3 separate regions of the Homo sapiens genome follow, and regions 1 and 3 are each linked to region 2. A link is a loop called in an ENCODE intact Hi-C map of the cell type or tissue named here. Cell type or tissue: B cell. All regions are shown on one strand.

What was found. Hi-C counts contacts between places; a loop is a spot of excess contacts. Peaks named below come from ENCODE experiments on the same cell type or tissue, not always from the same donor. Only the 100,000 strongest peaks of a DNase experiment are listed, where the experiment ranks them.
Region 1: it touches region 2 in a loop (14-fold over the local background); 9 of 110 quality-filtered maps call a loop at or near these places.
Region 3: a loop joins it to region 2, with 8 times the contacts of the local background. A loop is called at or near these places in 2 of 110 quality-filtered maps.

The regions. Positions count from the first base shown.
Region 1 is chr5:56,585,127-56,593,126 of GRCh38, forward strand. The region is part of intron 1 of C5orf67 (chromosome 5 putative open reading frame 67); the gene reads right to left. Among named protein-coding and RNA genes, the nearest start is that of C5orf67, 17 kb to the right of the region's middle. RefSeq lists enhancers at 3,674-3,753, 3,884-4,143. In B cell, no CTCF peak of the experiment used is centred here; DNase peaks (open chromatin) are centred at 2,915, 3,945, 5,205, 7,935 and 1 weaker place; H3K4me3 peaks cover 1,711 bases; H3K27ac peaks cover 5,520 bases.
Region 2 is chr5:56,682,092-56,690,091 of GRCh38, forward strand. No RefSeq gene overlaps it. Among named protein-coding and RNA genes, the nearest start is that of C5orf67, 80 kb to the left of the region's middle. RefSeq lists an enhancer at 4,517-4,666. In B cell, no CTCF peak of the experiment used is centred here; DNase peaks (open chromatin) are centred at 2,510, 4,490 and 4,840; H3K4me3 peaks cover 1,385 bases; H3K27ac peaks cover 6,554 bases.
Region 3 is chr5:56,761,177-56,769,176 of GRCh38, forward strand. It overlaps LOC105378979 (growth/differentiation factor 3), which reads right to left. Exons shown (of 3, transcript NR_172721.1): 3 at 5,219-8,000. Among named protein-coding and RNA genes, the nearest start is that of MAP3K1, 50 kb to the right of the region's middle. In B cell, no CTCF peak of the experiment used is centred here; DNase peaks (open chromatin) are centred at 375, 485, 3,145, 5,945 and 1 weaker place; H3K4me3 peaks cover 914 bases; H3K27ac peaks cover 4,410 bases.

The sequences.
Region 1 (8,000 bases), 97 kb before region 2:
TGCAATAGCAATCCATACATCCATCAACAGGTGAATGAATAAACAAATCGTGATATGTACATACAATGGGACAACAGTAAAAAGAAATTAACTATTGATACATGTAACATCAATGCTTGAGTGGTTCTTATGCCTCAAGAACTTTACACTGTTTCATTTAAGTCCCATGTCCGCCCTATAAGGTAAATACTATTGTTCCCTCTTTGTAGACTTGAGAAAACTGAAGGTTAGAGAAGGTCAGCAATTTGTCTGGGGTTACCAGCTGATGAGTGGATGAGACACAGACCAAGTCAGTCTGACACAGTATTCACACACACTGTGTAGCAGGGAGCAGGACTGCTTTGATCGCCTTGGACCTAAGAACCCCTTCAAGGTGAGGTAGTACCATGCAGGAGATGACCTCCAACAACCAGAAGGGGCTCAGGGATGGTGCAGAGAAGGCAACTTTGAAAGAGGAAGACATTTTTTCTTTCTTTGGATAATGCCCAGATGACTCACCCTTTCTCCTCTCTCAGCTCCAAATCTTCATGTCTTAATCTTGATGTGTCAGATCTGGGGACCTATTGGAGTGCTCCCCAGAGAGGTTGTCCTTCTGTCTCAAAGCACAGGTTAGGACAAGCAGCAGCTCTATTTGGGCATCTATTCCTGAAGCGAGCTGCAATTTGATATTCTTTTACTGTTTACTTCTGCTTTAATTACAGGGTGGGGGAAAGAGCTCCTAAAATTTGCCAAAAACTTTGGTGATTTTTAAAAAGTCCTTCTTTACTTTCCAATTATTCAACTCTGCTGGGAAAGGCAATAGGAACGCTTTTGGAACTGAGTTTGCTGCTGAGTTGCCAGGGTTTCGAGATCTCTGCAAAGGTCATTGTTTTTTGTAAAGGTCATTGTCTTTTCATGAAAACCCCGGCAAAGCATGCCAACGCAGGAAAGCCACCAGCTTGCCAAATGTCCGGTGTCCCAGTCACCTGCTCTTCCTGCCCTAGGAAGGATGTGAGATGATCTCTGGAGTAAAGACATCAGATGGGGTTTGTTCCTTTCTTGCTCTTAAATCAGCTGCAAAATGCAAGAACAAAGCACACACAGGATGATTCCCTGAGCCCTGTGCCGCCTCCTCGTTAAAGGCCAGCAGCTGCTGGGTGTTGCACAGAGCGAGATAAGCAATACGACATTTGTAGCCGTTCACATCCTGAACGTAGAGCATTGTGTTCTCAACGGAATTTCTGAGGCTTCAAGCCCTGAAGAATACCCAACAAGTGAAAATACAGAGAAAGGGTGTGCTCTGCTCAGGGGTCCTGGGTGGGGTGGGGGATACACAGCAGGAAGGGCAGGCAGAATCCAGCAACCAAGTCACGAGTCGCTAGCTCTTCAGAAAAGTGGCTCTGCTGACAAGAGAATTAGGGCAGGATGATTTTGGCAAGCCCCGTGTTGTGTTAGCTGCGCAAACTTTTTCTGTTCTCTTATGCAGCCTCTTAACAACTGGGTGGGGGCATCTTTTCACATTTCATGGAGAGGCTGATTCTTGTCAGATGTTTAGCAAAGGGCTTCCACATTAGGTTTATCAAGCACACACAATTCCAGATGCAACGCGGAGTCCATTTAGTTTGAGAAGATTAAAATGTGCCGTTTCCTGCCATTGGCAGCATTTTCATTTTTCCTCTTTCCTTACAGTTTTCTCACATTACTTGAAGTGATTCTTACCCTTATCTTTACACTGTGTTTTAAAGAAAATTATGGGGGAGAGGAGAAAAGACCCAGAGTGTCACCGGGAGCACCTGACAGGAAGCCGCTAAACTGTGTGAGCACCTCCTGATTGGAGATATTCTCCTCCCCGTTGGATGCCTCTGATTTACCTCTCTATGGACAGATACTAATTTCAAACCCATGGCCATAAGATTATTTCAATGACTTCCCTTCCATCTTCCTGCCTCCTCCAATAGCCTCGATGTCCTTATTCCTCCCCCCAACAAGCCTACCTCAGTCACCCACCATCAACAAACACAAATGCAGCTCTCCACAGGTCTCTCACAAAGAGTCTACACAGATCCCACACCAACCAACTCCTACACCCAAGCCAATGCCCCAAGAATGTTATCATCATCTGAGAGAAGGGCTAGGACAGGCCACCCAAATACAGTAGTGACTGTACTGTACTGACAGAAGCAACTCAGGATATATGTGTTTGTGTGTGTGTGTGTGTATCTATATATATATATATATCTCCATATGTTCTCTTCGAAGGAGATATCCCTAGAGAAATATATGTGTATAACTAAATATATGAACACTTTCACTTAATGTAGATTTAAATATATGTAGATACATGTATATATATTCTTTCCCCTATCCCATCCATTCATTCATTTATTCAACTTAAATTCATTTAGTGTTTACTGTATGCCAAGCACTGTTCTAGGCAGTGAAGACTCAACAGGAAGAAAGAGCCAGGTGAAGACTGGCTAGGCAGTGAAGACTCAACAGGAAGAAACCGCATTTCCTGCACTTTGATAGGAAATGTTGGTAATCCTACATTTGGTAGAGTAAGACAAAAATAAACACATAAATGTATATTTCAGGTTATGATAGGGGATATGAAGAAAAAGCAAGCAGGGAGGTAGGAAGTGATGGGGATTGAGGGTGATGTTTTAGATGGGTGGTCAGGGAGGCCCTTGCTCAGAAGGGGAAGGCTGAGTGGAAAGCTGAAGGAAGCGAGCATGAGCCATAAGGACATCAGAGTGGACACCCAGGGAGAGGAAAAAGCACGTGCAAATGTCCTGTTTGGGAGCATGCTTCTTACTTTGAAGAAGCAGCAAAGAGGCCAGGAGTAGAAAGAGTAAAGGGAAGCGGTGGGAAATGAGGTAATAGAAGCGGGGCCCAGAATGAGAAAGGCAGACTCTGGCAAGCTCTGAACAGAGGAGAGGCACCATCTGATGACTACTGGCATAGCAGGATGCCTGCTGAGTAGGAAGAGTTTGAGCAGTCAGGGACAGAAGCAGGGAGCCTAGTTTGGAGGCAGCTGCAGTAATCCAGGTAAGAGGTGATGGAGCTGGGATAAGGTAGCAGTGAGAGAGGTGGGAGTGGAGAGTTTCTGGATATACTGAGAAGAGAGAGCTTCAGGAAGTGCTGATGGACTGGGCTTGCGGGATGGCCTTGGTCCTGAAACTCCTGGCAAGGGAATAGGCCCAGCTGTCAGCTTAGAGAGTGCAAATGCATCAGAAATCAAGGCCTCTTGAATTCTGGCTCTTACGCAAGAGGCAAAGACCCCATTTATTTAGCACCTACTATGTGTCAGGTGCTGCCTTAGGTATTTTCACAGAAACTTCTTCCTCACAAATCTTTGAGATGGGTTTGACTACTTCCACTTCATGGGTAAGGAAACCAGAATCTCAAAGAAGTTCAATCAGTCAGGGACGGAGATCTGAACCTGTGTCTACCAGTCCCCAGGGCTGTTAATCAGAGACCTTTACAGAGGGAGAGCCTAGCAGAGTGGCTTGGGGGTCGGGGGTCGCTGCAAGCTCAGCAAAGGGAGGCACCAGAATAAGGGAACCCTCACACCCTCCCAGGCAGCCACAGCTTCGCACCAGAGCTCCAGGGTGGAGCTGCAAGTCACGGGTCTGACCTAGCACCAAGCTTCCTCAATAGGATCCAGGATGTAGCTGCTGGGGCTGCAGCCACCGGAAGCAGGAAAACCAACTAGGGACAGGCAGGAGATCCAGTTGACCCATCCAAGCCCCAGGCCCGGCTTTCCTGCGTGAGAGGGAGGGTGCCACCAGGTGCTGCCCACAGCCCCTGTAGTCAACGCCCTTCAAATTTAGTTTCCACATTTCAGCCTCCACACACCAAAACTTTCAGCTAGCCATCCTGGGAGGAGCCCCTAGGTCGCTGCCTCTGGGCTGGCTGGGGCCGATTGGAGGAAATGGGCCTGCACTCAACACTTGTGCACCTGCACTGGGCGTTGTGTATTTCTCCTCTGGTTGCCAGAGCAACAGAAACAACAGTGGCTGCTGAAACCCCCTTAACACCACAGCCCAGGCTGACCCTGACCAATGGCAGCCAGACCTTGCATCTTGGCCTCTTCCCTTTCCTCTCACCCCCCTGAAAGTATCTCCTCTGAAACCAAAAACTTAACCGGCCTCTTTCACTGAGCTGAAATGGTTCTCAGAGCTTGCCCAACTCTGAGCTCTTCCTGACACGCCTGGGTTTCTGACTGTCAGCACCCCAGGGAGAGGGTGGGACGCCCAGATCCAGGCATGGAGCAGAATGTCGCCTAGGGAGAGCGCCGGGAGCCTCCTCCTCAGAACCACTGCGGAAGCTACTTTACTGCAAACAACCTAAGTAAAGTGGGCAGCTTCCCAAGGTGTGGCCCCAGCTGCTGACCCCAGAGTTTGTACTCAAACACCCGTGGGCCTGGCTACTGCCCTTATTGACAAATCCAATCTCATCAGATGCTCTGGGGCTGTAGGTCTTCATTCCATGTCAGGAATGCCCCGCTTTGAGAGGACTTGTGATTGTGGTAATTTATGACACCAGCTGCTGTGAAAATGACTGGGGAATGGGCAAATTGCCCTGCCTGTAAACTCACAAATGGACATCCAGGACCAGAGATGCCCTCGCTCGGAAGCAAGCACCCATATCGCCCTGCCTCAAACTGTGGGGTGCTGGGCTAGCTCACGTTTCATCTCTCAGGTTGCTGTTCAAGTTGCAACCAGAGAATTCCATGTGCTCAGCTGGGAAACAGGACACCAGGGTCCTTCCCTCCATTCTGTGAGTATCCACCACAGGAGGGTGAGGGAAGAGGGCACCTCTATGCTGTTTTTTTAGTTATTTCCACAACCCCACAAGTTAAATATAGCATTTTCCACATGTGTACAACTGAGAAAATCAAAGTTCAGTGAGGTTAAGTGACTTGTCTGAGATTGCACAGTGAGCAAGTAGCAGGACCAGGATTTGAATCCAGATTTCCTATCTCACATTATACTGTAGAGGCATATTTAAAGTCTTTAATAAAGGGCTCAGTTCCTTGATTATCCCACACAATAAACAAAATCATAGGTACTCTATTAGTTTGCCAGGGCTGCCATAACACAGTATCACAGTCTGGGAGGCTAGCAACAGGAGTTTATTGTCTCACGATTCTGGAGGCTAGAAGGCCAAGATCAAGGAGTGGGCTACTTCTGAGGCCTCTCTCCTTGGCTTGTAGGTGGCCATCGCCTCCTCCCTGGGTCTCCACATGCTCTTCCCTCTGTACATGTCTATGTCCTACTCTCTTCTTATGAAGACACCAGTCACGTTGGTAATCCTAGCGGGATAATTCCAGTGACCCCATTTAACAATAATTACCTCTTTAAAGACTCTCTTCAAATGCAGTCACATTCTGCGGTATCAGAGATTAGGATACATGAATTTGGAGGGGGAAGATACAATTCACTCCATAACAGGTACCAAGCCCTGTCTTTTCAATGCTTGTTTTAGCTCCTCAATAATAAAATATAACAACAATATTCTAAATATAAATAAATATGGTAGGCATTCAAATGATCATGAAAAAAGAAGGCTTTTACTAAAAGTTAATTGTCTTTCTTTTTTTTTTTTTTTTTTTGAGACACTGTCTTGCTCTGTTGCCCAGGCTGAAGCGCAGTGGTGTGAAGCTCAGTGGTGTGATCTCAGCTCACTGCAACCTCTGCCTCCCAGGCTCCAGGAATCCTCCCACTTCAGCCTCCTGAGTAGCTGGGACTGTAAGTGCATACTACCATGCTCAATTAATTTTGCTAATTTTTGTATTTGTTGTAGAGATGGGGTTTCATCATGTTGCCCAGGCTGGTCTCGAACTCCTGGGCTCAAGCAATCCTCCTGCTTCAGCCTCCCAAATTGCTGAGACTACAGGCTTGAGCCACTGTACCTGGCCAAGAAATTGATTTTCAGCTGCCATTCTGTTAGCAATTTTTTTCCGAAAGCATTTCCTATGTACAAAACACTTTGATCATTACAATGCCATATGGTACATAGCGCCTCTACTCATTAAACTTTCACTAGAGCTGAGAAGATAAGAAGACATAGACCCAAATAACAACCATACAAAGCAGACATGCTCTATGCCCCAAGAATGGTGCCCTGTAGAGTACCAGGAAGTCCACAGGATGAGACATCACTTCTATTTGGGATAATCAAGGAAGACTTCCTGGAGGCGGTGACTTTAAAGCTTGACCTTAATGTCACATGGGATTTTAATCGACAAAAATCGGCGATGTTGGCTTTTCAAACCATACATTTGGACCTTATATTTGGATTTTTACCCCTAAAATTTCTATATAAAAATAGGAATAATATTTACAACATCATCCTGCTACACATACCTTGATGAGGAGCATCTCCAAGGAGACCAAGAAAGAAAAAGGGCAGTGTCCAGAGAAATAGAACCCAGCAGTCTGGTGCACCTGAGTCTCTCTTAAGCCCATATAAAATAGATGACAGGCTTCCATGTGTGCTGCGCCCCTCTTCCCTCACTGGTAACCACATGCCTGCAGCAGCCAGCAAAAAGTCTGACACTGTTGTGAGGCTGTCGTCAGCCCAATTTCTCGTTTGTTTGTTTGTTTGTTTTGACAGAGTCTTGCTCTGCCACCCAGGCTGGAGTGCAGTGGCAGGATCTCAGCTCACTGCACTCTTTGCCTCCTGGGTTCAAGCAAGTCTCCTGCCTCAGCCTCCAAGTAGCTGGGATTACAGAAGCACACCATCACACCTGGCTAATTTTTGTATTTTTAGTAGAGACGGGGTTTCTCCATGTTGGCCAGGCTGGTCTCAAATTCCTGACCTCAGGTGATCCACTCACCTTGGCCTTCCAAAGTGCTGGGATTACAGGTGTGAGCCACCACACCCGGCCGATTTCTCATTCTTTATTCAGAAATCAGGAGGGGGCTCGTTTCCCAAGATAGGATAAGACGTTGGGCAGACAGGTGGCTCCAGAAACATTTTACCCAAGAACTAGGTTTATCCTCCATCTTCTGTGACTTTGGAACTCTTAGCCTTTTCCTTTCATTACTCTTCTGTATCTGTCTTTAATAGAGCAGAGACCATTTAAATCACAAGGCCAGCTTGCTGTACTTGGGGGAGTTCTCAGGGTACAAACCAAGCATGGGGTATGTCTGATTTTGTACTTAGTTCTCCCTGCTAGGAAAGCTCTTCTGTCTCCCATCCAAAGTAGTTTTCTCTTAGCCCTCAAAACTCAGCTCAAAGAGCACCCCTTCAGAGAAACCAATTCCTTTCACAGACACTCATATCTAGGGCAGGTTTCTCTACTATATTGTCCCATTATTCCTCTCCTTCACAGTTTGTAGCAACATATTAGTTTGTATCTCCTGCAGCAGATCTTAACTTCCACAAAGGCATGTATGGGCCACGATTATCCTCATGTCTGACACATGGAAGGTGCCCCCACATGTGGACCAAACCACTGGGAGGCAGCCTGATGTACCAGTAATTGGAGTCAGACAGACCTTAGTTGGAATGCCAGCTCCAACACCTACTATTTGGACAATTGATTACAATTCCTGTATCTCAGCCTCCCCTATTACAAAATGAGGATAATCATGTTTATTTCACAAGATTGTTATGAGAAACATATAGATAAGAACATCTAGCTGGCATTTTGTGAGTGCTCATGCAGTAATATTAATTGCTTTACTTCTTTTATTACCCGAACAGGCTCACCATGGTTCTCAGGGAAGCTTGACTCTCAGGCCACTCAGACCTTCCTTCATAAATCCCAAAGTCTGCCCTAGAATTTTAACTCAAGATTGAAAATGCTTTCTGGAGCTCTCTGAAGCTGAATTGGGAGGTTTCATTATCCACTGTGTCTGTAAGTGTTCTAAGCTGCAAGAAATGGGAACGAACTCCTTCGTCTAAGATGAAAAGGAAGTCCTCAAAAGTAAATAGGCTGCTCGGAGTTTCTAGAATGATGCAGAACCAGGTGCAAGGGCTCTCCCTCAAGAACAATACCCCACATCAGG
Region 2 (8,000 bases):
TTAGACAAAGAGTGGGCAGAAACTAAAAACACCTGCAGGTCAGTGAGTGTCTACTTAATGCAAAATGATGGCTCTGAACACTAGAATACAGGTCAGGTCACCACTGAACTTTAACATAGCATGATGGTAACACAGGTCATAACCACCCTGAGCAATAAACAATGTCAGGATCACTGAATAGCAAACAATTGTAGGGGACAGATAGAAGTTTTCGCAGTATTTGGAACTAAGTCCCTAAAACATCCAACAGGACCGTTCGTTCTGCTATAATGTGATAGTAGATTCTTAAATATTATGTTTTATCAAAAACTGGGATATTAAGATAGTTGTTTCAGTGGAAGGGGAAGATGATTAGGGTTAGGATTGGAAAGTTTCAGACATGATAACTAACAATAGAGGAGTTTCATAGTTATATGTTATTATCATAACCTAAAATATACATACCCCATTGGTCAAGGTTGACAGAATAAACCCAAGTGTTTCAAACCACACACTCAGTAATATCAGTCTTCTCCATCTCCTTTGGCTTTTATTTTGTGATTCTGCTGATTTGAACACCCAATCTTAAACCAAAGAGAGAAGGATATAAGCAAAAATTCAGAGCAGCTCACCAAGGAAACATGCAACAGTATCTTGCTAGGCTTTGCAGGGCCTTAATTTTCTCTTCCCCCGTGGGGTTCCCGTTCCTCAGTCACCCATTATAATCAAGAGAAGTTGTATAATGCAAAAATGCTCCGAATTAGTAGAATAACTTGTATTATTTTCCATTATGAAAACTCCCAATAGAGGGAAAATGGCTAAACTCCAGGCTTAAAATTCAATTTGGGATTTTCATATCAGTCACTGACTTCCTGGGACCACATCAGCGATGTTTCTGTCAGGAGTCTATGGCCATAGAGATATTAGTCTTGCCCATTCCTGAACAGCCTCTCCAGATTGTTTCCCTCCAAAATGCAGGAAAATGTCCACTGTACAATTTTTTAAAACCATAAAACCTAGTAGAAAGGACCAGAGGCATCTCCTTAAGGTATAGGCATCCTCCAGAGCAAGAATGATTCTAGGGGTAAGGCTGAAGGTGCCTGTGGCTGTACCTTCAGGGCAATTCTTCATGTCACGTGGATCATGGGGATTTGGTGTTTTAAAGGAATATTGTCAACAGGGAAAACTAGCAGGCCCCTTAAAAAGGTGAGAGTGGAAATCTAGTTTAAAAAACAAGGCATCTCGTTCATCTTCTACAGAATTTGCCAAATCCATCCTAGATGAGTGGATGAAAAGTCTTATTTCCATGCCATCAATTAAGGCCATTAATCCTTTCCAGCACTGACATATTGGTCTGGGCTTATTCAGGATTTTGACAAAAAGCTTACACAGCAGGTTTTCTGATTGAGTCATTCTAAGTAATTCTGAGGCCCTGGGAAAGTCAACCTGCTGTATCATTATAACTGCCAGAATGCTAAGTGTGCCACCTGGATGATCTAGACCATCTATGTGACATTGCCAGGAAGCTTTTATAGCACCATCTCACAGATGAGAAAACCAAGGCATAGGGAAGTTAAGCATTGCTATGATCTGAATGTTTGTGTACCCCCAAAATTCTTATACTGGAATCTAATATCCAGTGTGATGGTATTAAGCGGTGGGGCATTTTGGAAAGTGATAAGTTATGAGGCTCTGCCCTATGAATGGGATTCGTGCCCCTATAAAAGAGACTCAAGGAAGCTCCCTTGCCCCTTCTGCCATGTGAAGACACAGCAAGAAGGCACCATTTTGAAGCAGAGAGAGCAGCCTTCACCGGACACTGAATCTGCTAGTTCCTTGATCTTGGACTTTGCAGCCTCCAGAACTGTATGCAATACATTTCTGTTTACAGATTACTGAGTCTAAGGTATTTTGTTACAGCAGCTCAAATGGACTAAGAAAAGTGGCTTCTTCAAGAACATGTGCCTGATAAAGTTGATGAAATCAGGATTCAAACCTAGGCTGTCTGATACAGGCCCACAGGCTTAACCACTACACCACACTGCCTTTCTCCATGTATGCCACAAGGACTTAATATGAGTGGCTTACAAGGACTCATATTAAGTGACTTCCCAGTCAACTCTTTGTGCTCACATCACATCTCCTCAGCCCACCTCTGATTTCAGCCCTGGTTTTGGCATTGAGTTCTAGAAATCTCAGGTCATTTTCTTGCTTTCTGCCTCAGGACCTCCTGTGAAGGTGTGGGAGCCCAGGCAGGCCACTTTCAAGTCAGCTTGGAAATCCTCAAGCAATGAGGCGTGAGAACTGTGAAGAAGTGCCCCAGGCTCCAGCATAACAAAGGACAATCTGGAGACTTTCCATGCACTTCTTAGAACGCCAGGGTAACCATGCTCCCGTTGTCCACAGCATCAGCCTTGATAACATACCCTAATATTTTCCTTTCTGCCACATTCTCTCCATCCCCTCATTCCTGCTTCTTGGGTTCAACTCCTAAATAAACTACCTGCACGTGAGATCTACTGTCGGGCTTGCTTTTGGGGAACCAAACTTAGACATCCTGCCTTTGCAGCTTGATGAACCACACTGTTTCTTGGGGCTCCTTCCTAATCTGTTATTCAGATTTTTACATCCTACACAAATTTTCAGCAACCTGCCCTGAATGAAGTCCATCAGGGCATACATTCCAGAAGGAGCTACTGCCAGTACATGAGACAATTCTCTTGTGTTAAAATTTACCTAAAGGTTCCGGGCTGTGAGTTGCTGAATCTGCATTTCCACCTAGTTTTCCCAGAAGTGGCTGTTCATCCAGGAAGACTTGTTCTGCTCACTAGTCTATACGGAAGGCTTGGCATAGTTCTGTACTCAGTTATCCAGAAAGACAGTTCTGGTCCTCATATAATCGTGTGGATGTGTTTAGAGATTCTGTAAGGTGAAAAAGCAATCTGCCAGTGCATTAATTTGGAGAAACTATGTATTTCTATTTTAAAACTGGAAAATTGCTTTTTAAAATTTGTCATTTCTCCAAATATTTTATTTTTCACTATGCTAAGTGATCCAAATGCATTGTACATTCCCTATGCTGTAGGTACAATTATTGTGCCCTCTAACCACTATAGATGCACAATAAACTCAGAGTAATAAATTAACATTCAAGACAAATCATTAAATTCATGTTCACAATTCCCCCCATAAAGAAAGACTGTAAGCATCTCTTTAAAGGTATGTGACAGTAAGGTTATTTTGGCTTAAGACCAATTTTCAGTGCACAGATCAAGAATGTTACTTATTCTTTTATTTGTTTGTGTTTTAATTGTGGTGAAATATACATAGAATTAATCATGTTAGCCATTTTCACTGTTCAGTTCAATAGTGTTAAGTATATTTGCACTGTTGTACAATGAGTCTCCAGAACCTTTTCATCTTGCAAAACTAAAATTTTCTATCCATTAAACAACTCCTTGTTTCTCCCTTCCCCAGCCCTTGGCAGCCACCTTCTACCTTCTATTTTTATGACTTCACATACTCTAGATATCTCATAGAAGTGAAGTCATACAGTATTTGTCCTTCTGTGACTGGCTTGTTTCACTTAGCATAATGTCCTTGAAGTTCATCCATGTAGTAACTTCCTTTTTAAGGCTGAATAGTATTCTACTCATGCAAATACCACATTTTGTCTATTCATTCATCCATCCGTATACACTTTGTGTGGCTTCTACTTCTTGACTATTGTGAATAGCTCTGCTATGAACATGGGTGCACCAGCAAGTTGCTGTTAATGAAAATGATTCATTCTGTAGTGTTCCTTCCAGCTCACAGTCTTACATTCCTGTTATCAAGAAAAGCTAACTTAAAGTCCTTCTTACTCAGTTATCCACATTTGGAATTAGCTTAACCTGTTGGCCTAACAGTCATGACCCAGTGTAACCACTCATGTCTCAGCACAGATGACAAAACGCAACTTGGCTAGGAGGAAATAGGCTCAGTGGAGGGCTGGCCTTGGAGAACTCATCTTAACAAAGTGGAGACAAAGTTATTTTGGGAGGTCATGTAAGCAGAGTGATTATCATCATGGGGTCTGGGATCAAAATCCCAGCTCCAGCCTTCACTAGCTGTGTGACCTTGAGAAAGTTACTTAACCTCCCTAAACCTCAGTTCCTAATCTCTAAACAGAGGCAGTGATCATAATAGTATGGACATCTAGGAACATGGTGAGGAGTAAATAAAATAATCCATGTTAAGAATTTAGTGTCTGGCATACAGTAAGCGCCCAACAACTGTTAGCCCATATTCTGTAGTTACAGGTCACTGTTCCAAACCCCTCAATTTACAGAGGAGGCTCAGCAAGTTGAAGGAACATTTACTCCTGCCTTCACACGTAGCCATATGCATATGCAGACACAAAGCCACAGAGCTCCGTGTGTGCAAAGACCCCCTGTTTGATTTTAAAACCCTTGTGATCAGGGCTTTACTATCTAGCTATGAAAGTTTGGTTTATCTCAAAACTTTGATTTAAAAAACACGTCAATTAACCTAAGTTTGACCCTGAGAGCCCACAGGCTTAAAAACAAAAGCTAAAAAACAGGAACTGAAAAAGTTAAAAAAAAAAAAAATGTGAGCAAAACTAAGTAAACAGCATGCACACTTTTCTACTTTTCTGCTAAGAAAATCCTTAACTTTGTATTTCTTGAATCCTGTTTAAAATATATTTGGCTTTCTTTTGCATCAAATGTGGACCATCATAACCATCATCCAAAGACCACTGCACTTTAAATAATGATCCACGCTTTTACTTGGCCTTTCACAGGCTGGAACCAATTACCAAATTTCTCTCCCCACCCCCCCACCCCCACCCACCAGCACATTTCTGCCTTTGCAGCTCTGATTACTAGAGTTGAACACATTTGAGCAGTTCATTAGACAACAGTCCAAAGCTTCAGGGCAACTTGGGGGCCACATTCACATAGAATTCAGAGTTTGCAGCCTGCCAGCCAAGCACGCTCCCTCATGCATGCTGCTGCTGAGCAACTCCCAGTCCCATAGAACAGCCTCCCAGCTACAGTGTCCTCTCTAAATCTCTGGCTCATGGTACCTTTCAAGTACATGGTGAGCTTCCTCTAGCATTCTGGGACACTTTAAGGAATCTACCTGGCTCTTTTTCATTTTTAAATTTTTAAAAAATTATTATGTATTATTATTATTGTTATTTTTTAAGCCAGGGTCTCACTCTGTCATCCAGGCTGGGGTGCAGTGACAGGATCACAGCTCATTGCAGCCTCAAACTTCTGGGTTCAAGCAATCCTCCTGCCTTAGCCTCCCAAAGTATTGGGATTATAGGCATGAGCCACTGAGCCTAGCCTTCTTTTTTTTGATCAGATTTACATTCCTCAATATTCAAGGTTCACAATGCAAAGCAACATTAACGATTTATTTTCTTCTCAGGTTTTGTGTGTGTGTGTGCACACGCATGTGTGTGTAATTTTATTTTATTTTCTAGCTGGAAAGAGGCTGTTTCTCTTGGGGCTAGTCAATTCTTAGAGATGGCAAAGGGCTCAGCCTTTCATATGAAAATGAGCCAATCCAGCCTTTCATAAGAAAACTACCCAGTCTTGCCTGTGCACCCAAGGAGGCAATATTCCTCTGCCTTAATTAACCCAGGGCCAGGTATCAGGCAACTAGGGGCCACCCCTCTATCTTAGAGGCTGCCCCAAATAATTCAAACTAGCCAATCCTAAACTGTCTACCCTGCCCTGCCTTTCTCATGAAAACCCCATTTATTGGGGGCACTGGCCAAATCTTCCCCCAGTTCCTATCTTCTGCTTCCTACCACCCTGGTGTTTTTCCATGTGCCCCTGCATGGCACGACCATGCCTCCTGTCACGAGGACCTGTGAGCATAAACTTTGTTTTGCTGAGCTTCTCCTCTGTCTCCTTTTGTGGCCACAGCTAACTAAGCATCTCATAAAAAAGTGCAAAATATCAGGTCACCCTGCCTTGCTCCTGTTCCTGCCCAAGAACCACCCAGCACATGAGGGGTTAGCAACACAGGCTGGGCATTAAAATCACCTGATTTTTGCACTTTTCTATGCACATTTCTATAAAACTATGGATGTCTAGATATCACTCCAGGCCATCTGAAGCTGCACTTCTGAGGATGCCTCGCAGGGCTCAGCTGTTCCTAGGAACTACTCAGGTGATTGTGATGAATGGCGAGGGCTAAGAACCTCTGCCCAACCAAAACAGGATGTCAGTGTACAGCCCCAGGCCCCACACTCCAAGGGCAGGCCATGTGCAAGATGAATTGCTGCAGAATCCTTCAAGGCATACCAAAAATTCCCATAAGGAGTGACCCCAATTCACCGTTAAAGGGGAAAATGTCCTTCCTCAGCTCATCTAGAAATAAAATCTACAGGACTCATTTCTACTTGGGGTCACTGAAGGCCTGATCCTACACTCCAGCCAACATCACACCCTGAGTGCACATCTTATCTGGCTGAACACTGCTTCCAGCCTGTCCTCATGAGTACACCCACATAACTCCAGTTCACTGCAGATTAAGTCAGAGAGAACCTTGCTATGGTTGGAGCTCTGCAGGAGAGCTCAGGGACTACCAGCAGAGTTCTCTCTAAGCAGCAGGACCAGTCCATGTCAGATGACCATGACCCAGGGAGCAGGCAGACCCCTGAGCATCATCAGCAAAAGATGAGGGAGGCAGACAATGTAGAAGGTATTCAATGGCTGGACTAAAAGCAGCACATACAGGAGGATCATCCCAGTGTAATCAGGGCTGCAAAGAATTAGGGCAGAGATTGAATGTTGAAGCCGGTGCAGGGGGGAAAGACACTGACCAGAGCACTGGGCTCTGGGGGTAAAATGCCTGGATTAAACCCTGGCTCTGACCCATAATTTGTGGCAAGCAAGAAAACAAAAACTCTGTAAGCCTCAGTTTTCTTATCTATCAACTGGGAATAATTGCTTTACTCATAGGGTTATTATGAGGAACAGATGAGATAGTGAGGTTGAGTGCCAGCACAGTAGCCAGTACTCAATCAAATATAACTGTAAAACAAAGGGGCAGTTCCTAAGGCCCAAAATGGAGTTTTAGTCAAAAGGAAATAAGGCAAAAGGCCAGTTACAAGATGGAGCAGGCCCTGCAGTGGAGTTGAAAACCCAGGTCACCATGATGACTGTGGACTATAACTTTGGGTTCCAGTTTCTTTGCAAAAACAAGATTGTCCCCCAAGTCCTAGACAAATTGGGCAGCCGTGGCCTTAGCTACAAAGGTTAGAAAGAGCCAAGCAACCATTACCCTGACTGTCTTGGCACAGGTTCAAAGCTGATGATCACTCACCGGGACTTTGAAAGGCCACTTTCCTTTCAATCCACAGGTCCTTCCCAGTATGGTCCTTCAAGAATTATTTCTTTTTTTGTTTTTTCAACTAACCCCTGGTATTTTCCATGTCCAGTGCCACGCTTCTATCCTCATTCTGGGCAGGGGCCTCCCTCCTGTCTAGCTCTCCAGCCATTTAAGTTTCTCCATCCGGCACTGCCCCGGTTTTGCTCTGTTTCCCCATCAGCCTTCATTCTAGACCCTTCACACAGGCAGCTCCCCAGCCCACAGAGTCCAAAAGCAGGCTTTCTTCTCTACCCTTTCTCCCCACTCTCACCCAGTCCCATCCTCTGCCCTACCCACCCATCCCCGACAAGCTAGGATTTCATTATCCTCCAACTGAACCATATAAAGCCTCCATTTAGGAATTCTCATACATATTTTCATGTTAGCAACACCCACCATCTTCCCTGGAAAGTTCCCATTAGCTTTCCCTTAAGCACTCAAAATACAGTGAGACTTCACATTAACATTTTAACACAGAAACCTCTGTCCTGGCTTTTCGGTTCACTGTCATTCAGGGGGAGGGAAGCATTTTACCATACTCTGAGAATCAATTCCTGAGGTGGAAAAATGGGGACATTTTTCTAAACATGTTTGTTTCTGATCTTCCTTGCTGTCCTCCCCCAGCCTCC
Region 3 (8,000 bases), 79 kb after region 2:
TGGCAGACATTTGTGCTGGCTTTTGAAGAGTGTGTTCTGGAGAGAGGGTCATTCTGTATCTTGGAGGTCGGCTGGCCCTGAGGAGCTGAGGCTTTTGTTTTCTAAAAGTTACATTACACTTGGTCTGTGGAAGACTTGTATTATGTGGGTCTTTTTGCTCAGAGTTCAGTTCCTTAAAATCTCAAGCACTTTAACTGCTGGAAGGGAAAACCTCACTGATTTGTTCACTGGTAAAACCACATTAAAATGTAGCCCCCAACTGATTATCTAGGGTTTTTGCTTAAAATTATGTGCCAGTTATTTATATTGACTACTCCCTTGTGTGTTCTATATTCACATATGGAATACAATTCTGAAAATACTAACTTCTTTTGACCTATTTAAGTCTTCAACTTCCCATTTTGGTTGTTTATCGACACCTCAAATAGCTCAGAGGCATCAATCAACGCAAAACTTTTACTACTTTTAACTGATAAACCCAGAGAAAAGGGCTTTTATTTGGGATGAATTGACAGTACTCTCTTCCTATCTCTGACAGTTGAATGTCAATGTGGCCACAAGGAAAGCTTTAAATAGTTCAACCTTCAGCTCTGTCTCTGATGGGAACCAGGAATAAGAACGATGATCTTGTCTGAACAATCTGAAACTGATTCCAGACTCTACAGAACATTTTTGTAGTCTTACATTCCAGAAGAATCTAAGACTTTAAGCAGAATATAAGAACTGAAACCATGGTATTGCTGTTCAGGCTCCTCTTAAAAGGGCTTTGGCTCAATTCATCTGCACCTCATTATTAATTTACCTTTTGCTGGAGCAGAGACCGAGAGAGAAATGCACAAGGACCAAATCTCCTCAGAGAGGACCTCCTGAGCCAAATGGATGGGCCTTCACCTGCTGTTTATGAAAAAGCAGTCTCAGACTAATCCAGAATTATGAGCAAATTATTCCAGCAACACAAGACTGCTTTTTTCCTAAAGTGGCCCTAAAAAGAATACGTAGAAAAATATGGGTCAAACAGGACTTCAGAAAGTTACTAAATGCAGCAAAAGCACTAAAAATTAGATAACTAGTCACTTAGGGGTAACTTACTGACTTGAAAACAATGTGACTGAAAATTCTGAAATCCTCAAACTTTTTAGCTATTAAAAATCACCTATAACATTATGTTTGAATTGTAATTCATTAACATCTTCTGGAGAAGACAGAATAAGACAAATGTGATATGCTAAGATTTACAGATAAAATGGAATAAATTGGAATCAGAATAAGCAAACCAAGAGGTAGACCAAGTCATTGTATCATTTAAATATACTTGTTTAAAACTCCTCCATGGATATAGATATATCTATCTGCACACAATTTTTTTCTGGGTTAGTAATATGAATAATGATTATGTTTAGTTTTTATGTTGTGCTCAGTTAAGCTTATTAATCATAAGCAAGTAACTAACATAACAAGTGTTACCTAGTCAGGGAGGGTATAAACCATTTTAATTTTTTCTATATTCTTTTTTATATTAACAAACCTAATACATCACTTAAAAATTAAATATCACCCATTCCATTTTTCCAAAAATTAAGGAAGAGTTCAAAACCATCTTACTAAAGTCAGAGCTAGTAGAAAAATATTGTGCAAGACATTTTCTAGAAATCCACATTTTTTCCCATTAGCATTTTTATTTCACTATCGATTAATGATGAGATTTAAATGAGTTTTGTCTGTTTTTGTCCTAGTTGAAAAAAAAGTTTTGAAATTACAAAGAAAAATAAAAAGCACCTCAAGACCCACCAGAATAGGAAGTTTTCTCAATGCTAAAAAGTTGTCATATGATCATATTTTAGTTAGAACTGTGGTTAGGGGGCATCCAGGCACGGTGGTTCATGCCTGTAGTCCTAGCACTTTGGGAGGCGAGGCAGGAGAATCAGGTGAGGTCAGGAGTTCCAGAGCAGCCTGGCCAACATGGCAAAACCCCCATCCTACTAAAAATATAAAAATTAGCTGGGCATGATGGCACACACTTGTAATCTCAGCTACTTGGGAGGCTGAGGCAGGAGAGTCCCTTGAACCCGGGAGGCAGAGGTTGCAGTGAGCCAACTTTGCACCACTGCACTCCAGCCTGGGCAACAGAGCAAGGCTCTGTCTCAAAAACAAAACAAAACAAAAAACCCCATAATCCAGAACTGTGGTTAGGGGGATGGAAATCTACAGTTTCATAAACTACTGAAAATTTTGAGTATGGTATACTGTTCCTCATAGATATGGGTACTTTTGCATTTTTTTGTTCCTCACAAGGTATTACTGTTTCATTTTTTTCTATTGTCTAACCCCCAAGACCCTTGACTGAAGACCCAGCCAGCAGTCTGCTGGGTTTGAATTCACCATTAGCACCTGGGGTAACCTCAGTCCACAGAATGTAAGGAGACAAGTGAGGCAATGTTTGTGGAGTCCAGCGGCTGAACCCGCTCTGCTACAGAAGAAATGCCCCAATTGTCTTTCCTAAGCAAAAATTGCCACGACTCCCCATAAACAATCAGTTGTCCATTGACTGTTATAAATAGACTTTAATACACAACCAGCTGTCTGAGGGAGAGTTTATAACTGTTGACCAAAGACACAGTAGGGAAGGGAAATGAGAGATTTCCACATAGCAGGAGAATGACTTGTCTGCAGTCTGCAGTGAATGAGGTTGCACACAGATCTCCCATTTAAAATATGTCAGCATGCCTTGGACTCGAGTGAAAATTATGGGGACAGCACAACGGGCTTCATGTGGGAGTCTATTTCAACAGATACTGTATTCTTCTCTCATGGGCACCCTTGAATTCAGGATTGTGAAATAAGTGGCAGTTACCAGCAGATGTCCTGTAAAGTGCTGGTCACAGGAGATATTTTCGATGATACAGTGGCAAGATGCACTAGTTTAACTGTGATAAGAACTAATCCCTTACCACATTTCTTCTCCATTTCCTGTTGTTTCCCTTTATCTTTTCCAGGATGACTCTCCTTCTTGCACAACCTCGTTGACAACCACTCTCTATGAAAGAGTGTTCCCGAGCATCTTATTTTAACCAGAACCAGTCCCTGGGGCGAGGTGGTATCTCAAAAATCTGATCAGGTGTGACAGAGAACAGGGCTCTGGGCAGCCAGCCATGGCCACAGGCCTCTCTGTACTGCAGCAGATCCACCCACGGCTGCTCTGAGTTCTGACCAGCCAGCCAGAGACAACTAGATGTGGTGGAGGTTGAAGGTGGATGCAGGTATTGTCACAAAGCTCAATAAGACTAAACAAGGAAGGATAACATGCGTGAGAGACACAAATGTGGGAATAAAGACAGCAGCACAAAAGAAAGGCACAGGGGAGCAGGGATCCATCAGGAAAGATTTAGCAGAATGTTTCTTCACTCAGTAAAATAAATAGAGATGAAGAAAAGAAAAGGTCATATTTTGATAGAAAATAGTACGTTTAGTGGCCAGGCACAATGTCTCATGCCTATAATCCCAGCACTTTGGGAGGCTGAGGCAGGAGGATCACCTAGCCAACATGGTAAAACTGCATCTCTACTAAAAATACAAAAATTAGCCAGGCATGGTGACACATGCTTGTAATACCAGCTACTCAGGAAGCTGAGGCAGGAGAATCACTTGAACCCGGGAGGCAGAGGTTGCAGTGAGCCGAGATCACACCACTGCACTCCAGCCTGGGGAACAGAGTGAGACTCTCTCAAAAAAAAAAAAAGAAAGAAAGAAAAGGGAAAGAGTATGTTTAGTGCATTTTAAAAATGTATTTTTTCCAAAACTGTGTGAAATATGATTTGGGACACTGAAAAATTTCAAATGCATTGCTAGTTTGATTCCCACACCTTAAGTTTTAAAGCTATGATAAATTTTCATTTTTTTTTTTTTTTTTGAGATGGAGTCTCACTCTGTCACCCGGGCTGGAATGCAATGGCGCAATCTCGGCTCACTGCGACCTCCGCCTCCCGGGTTCAAGTGATTCTCCTGCCTCAGCCTCCCAAGTAGCTGGGATTACAGGTTCACACCACCACGCCCAGCTAATTTTTTGTATTTTTAGTAGAGATGGGGTTTCACTATGTTGGCCAGACTGATCTCGAACTCCTGACCTCGTGATCTGCCCTCCTCGGCCTCCCAAAGTGCTGGGATTACAGGCGTGAGCTACCGCACCCAGCCTAAATTTTCTTTTAAAAATTTACTTCCAAGATAAAAATAAGCCTATCATGGTTGCGTTTGAACTATCCAGAGTTAACACGCATCCTATGATCTCAGTTTACCTTTAAATTAACATAAGTGAGAAAATTCATTATTCCAGTTCAAATTAGAGAATGTCTTTTTTTTCCTTCCAGCCAAGAGACATGCAATTTAATGCCAGGGCCTAGTTTTAAGAATTAGAATTCTTCTATTTTAAAGATGGAAAAATTGTAAACTGAGTAGGTAATGTTTCTCTAGAGATGTATATAGAAGCATTTGAGATTTCTCCTACTAGGAATCTGTAGATGGCTACTTTTTACCTCAATAAACCACTGTTCCTCGGTTTCCTCTTTCATAAGACAGCACCTTCCTGATAGTAAGAGCATAGAAGAATGCCTTGCACCAGACACTCAATAGTGTAACCTATTACAAATTAATTCACTTTAAAGCTTCCCATTGCTTTTTCCTTCCAGGATAACTTTTATTGAAATATAAATACATGCAGACATGCACGTAAGTATACGGTTTGATGAATTTTCACAAACTGAACACACCCTTGAGGCCTCTGCCCAGATTAAGGGTCAGAACATCCCCCACACTTAAGAGCTCCTTTTATACTTGCACCCCACACCCTACCGTCAGCTAACAGTAATGTTAATCTAACAACATTTGCTTTGCCATTTGTAAAACATTTATTGTGGTAAAATATATCTAAAACTTAGAATCTTTTTTTTTTTTTAGGCGGAGTTGCTCTCTTGCCAGGCTGGAGTACCATGGCATGATCTTGGCTCACTGCGACCTCCGCCTCCTGGGTTCAAGTGATTCTCCTGCCTCAGTCTCCCAAGTAGCTGGGACTACAGGCGTGCACCACCACGCCCAGCTAATTTTTGTATTTTTAGTAGAGACGGGGTTTCACCATGTTGGCCAGGATGGTCTCCATCTCAACCTAGTGATCCACCCGCCTTGGCCTCTCTGAGTGCTGGGATTACAGGCAGGAGCCACCACGCCCAGCCCATCTTAACCATTTTTAAGTGTACAGTTCAGTAGCGTACTAAGTGCAATCCCATTGTTGTACAACCACCACCAGCATCCGTCTCCAAAACTCTTTTCATCTCACATAACTGAGACTCAATACCCACTCAGCAATATCTCCCTATTCCTCTCTCCCTCTAGCTCCTGGCAACCACCATTTTACTTTGTCTTTATGAATCTTACCACTCTGGATTCTTTAATATAAATGGAATTGAAGTGTTCGTCCTACTTTTGCCAATTTTTGTTCTCTACCTAAGTAGAATCATACAGCTATGTTTTACCCTGTATCTAGCTTCTTTCCCTCAACATGTCTGTGGGATTTATCAGTTCATTTAGAGTTCTACTTTGTTTCTCCTCGTTAAATAGTACTCTCCTATGTGAGTATGCCACAATGTATTCTACTGGTGATGGGCATTTGGGTAGTTTTCAATTTGGGGTTTTTACATGTAGTGCTGCTATATCTTTTGGTAAAATATGTGGCTAGAAATGAAATTGATAGAACATAGGGTATGCATGTATTCAGCTTTAGTAGATATTCCTGTTGCTTTTTATTAATACATTCAAGTCACCAAAGAGAAGTGATCTTTCATCTTACATGAAGGAAAGCAATTTACATATTTGAATTCACATGATGCTGTGGACTCTGCCCAGAAGAGTAAAACTGCCCACCCACTCAACTCCTCCCACCGCAAACCCCACATGCCAGCTCTATTGAGCTTTCTCTGCTTAGCTGAACAGCCGTCTCCTACTCTTTCCTCCCTAGGCCATTGTGGGTGCTGCTTCACTCAGCCTGCACCCTCTTTGTACCTGGTTTGATGGCTGTTTGTCTCTCAGACCTCAGCCCCTTTGAGAACTAGTACCAAAGCACAAAGTATGCTTCCTCAAAATGCATGTCATCACGAGTCCATTCCTGTTGGAATGTAAGTCTGAAGATGAGGCTCTGGCATTCTCCTCTTGCCCAGGTCTTGCCACTTACTACCTCTGTTTCTTTATCTTTTAGGAGTTGTCTGCACATGCAGATTAAACTTATTTTGAGCCTCCATTCTGGGTTCCCATTGACATAAAACATGATGCTTAGAATATACACAAATCCAAACCACTTAGATCGGTATCAGCAACCAGGTTCAATCCACTTTCCAATAGTTGTACATAACACCATTTTACTGCTCTAGATGATGTCAAGTCTAAGGACTCACTAGCATTTAATAACACCTAATTCAAACAGAACAAAAAACTGCCCAGTAGCACCTTCCAAAGACTAAGTAGAATGACAGAAAGCACTGAACTCTGAGTTGGTCTTCCATGTTGGACAAAAAACAATGCTCTGAATCTACATGGTTTCATTACAGAATTGGAAGAGTAACGTGGACTGATGCCATAAAAGTAATTCCAGTTAACAGTTCCATTTACACTAAAAACAGTAAACTAGATCACCAAGAAATAATCCAAGTAGAAATTGCCATGGCTTAAATGAAATAAAAGTGAGGTAACTCATTCAGATCTTTTTCTCCATTAAATGTAAAGTTATATCATGTTCATGGGTGGGAAGATATAGACATTCAGACATCTTCCATGAGAAAAACAACTTAGTGTATGGTACACATTCTTTCAGAATCCTAAGTATACATTAAAACTATAGGAATTAAGTTAATATGGACATGAAAATGAACAAAGATTAGTGGATTAGAATAGAATGTTAGAAAAAACTTATTAGGCTTAAGGAAATTTAACATGTGATTTAAAAAATAGTGCCCAAATGAAGGTGGATGAAAGTTCAAATAGTCAATAAAAGGTTAGAACAGCGGGCTATTAAAAAAAAAAAAAGACCTGTATCAGATAAGAATGTATTTGACTGCAAGTAACCAAAAAACCAAACGAACAGTGGCCTAATTAGAGATACAATTTCTCATAAATTAGAAGTCTCTGCTAGTATTGGCCCACCTGCTCAATGATATTCTAAGGTGAGTTGACAGTCTACAGCCCACAGGCCAATCATTACACTTTTGTACAACTCAAAAATGAAGAATGGTCTTTACCTATTTTAAATGGTTGGAAAAAAGAATATTTTGTGACAAGTTACATTAAGTTTAAATATTAGGGCCCGTGAATAAAGTTTTACTGGAATACAAAGATGCTCATTTACATTTCCTCAATGGCCATTTCTATGCTTCAACACCAGAGTTGAGTAGACAGAGGTTGTATGGCCTACAAAGCCCAAGATATTTACTATCTGTCCCTTTACAGAAAAAGCTTGCCAATCCCTGCCCTAAGGAACCCGTACTCTTTCCAGCTTTGCCATCTTTGTTACATTGCCCCCAGTAATGTAGTACATTATTACTGTAAACTAGGCCCTCAACTCCAAAGTAGAAGCCTTCTTGGAAACCCTGCAGACTCCCACTTACATTTGACTGGCCAGAGATTGGCACTGCCAGGCCTAGACACAAGTGGCCTGGGCGCCTCCAGCTCTCCCTACCCAGAAGTATTAATGTATAAATAAGACCATGAACACAAGAACTACAAGAGGCAGAGTGTGTATGATCTTTTTATGGGGATGACCAAATATGAAACCTAGAACCAATAAAGTCAGAGATGGACTTATCCATATAATACCCCCATGTAGAAAAGAAACTTAAATATATTTGTCACATTTTGTTATATTAAGAGTTTCTATAAGACAAAAAATGCTTGATAAGCTCAAAGAATTCAACTGGCTAATTTGATATGTTCAAATTTTCATTTTTAAAGATGCAACTTAACAATGA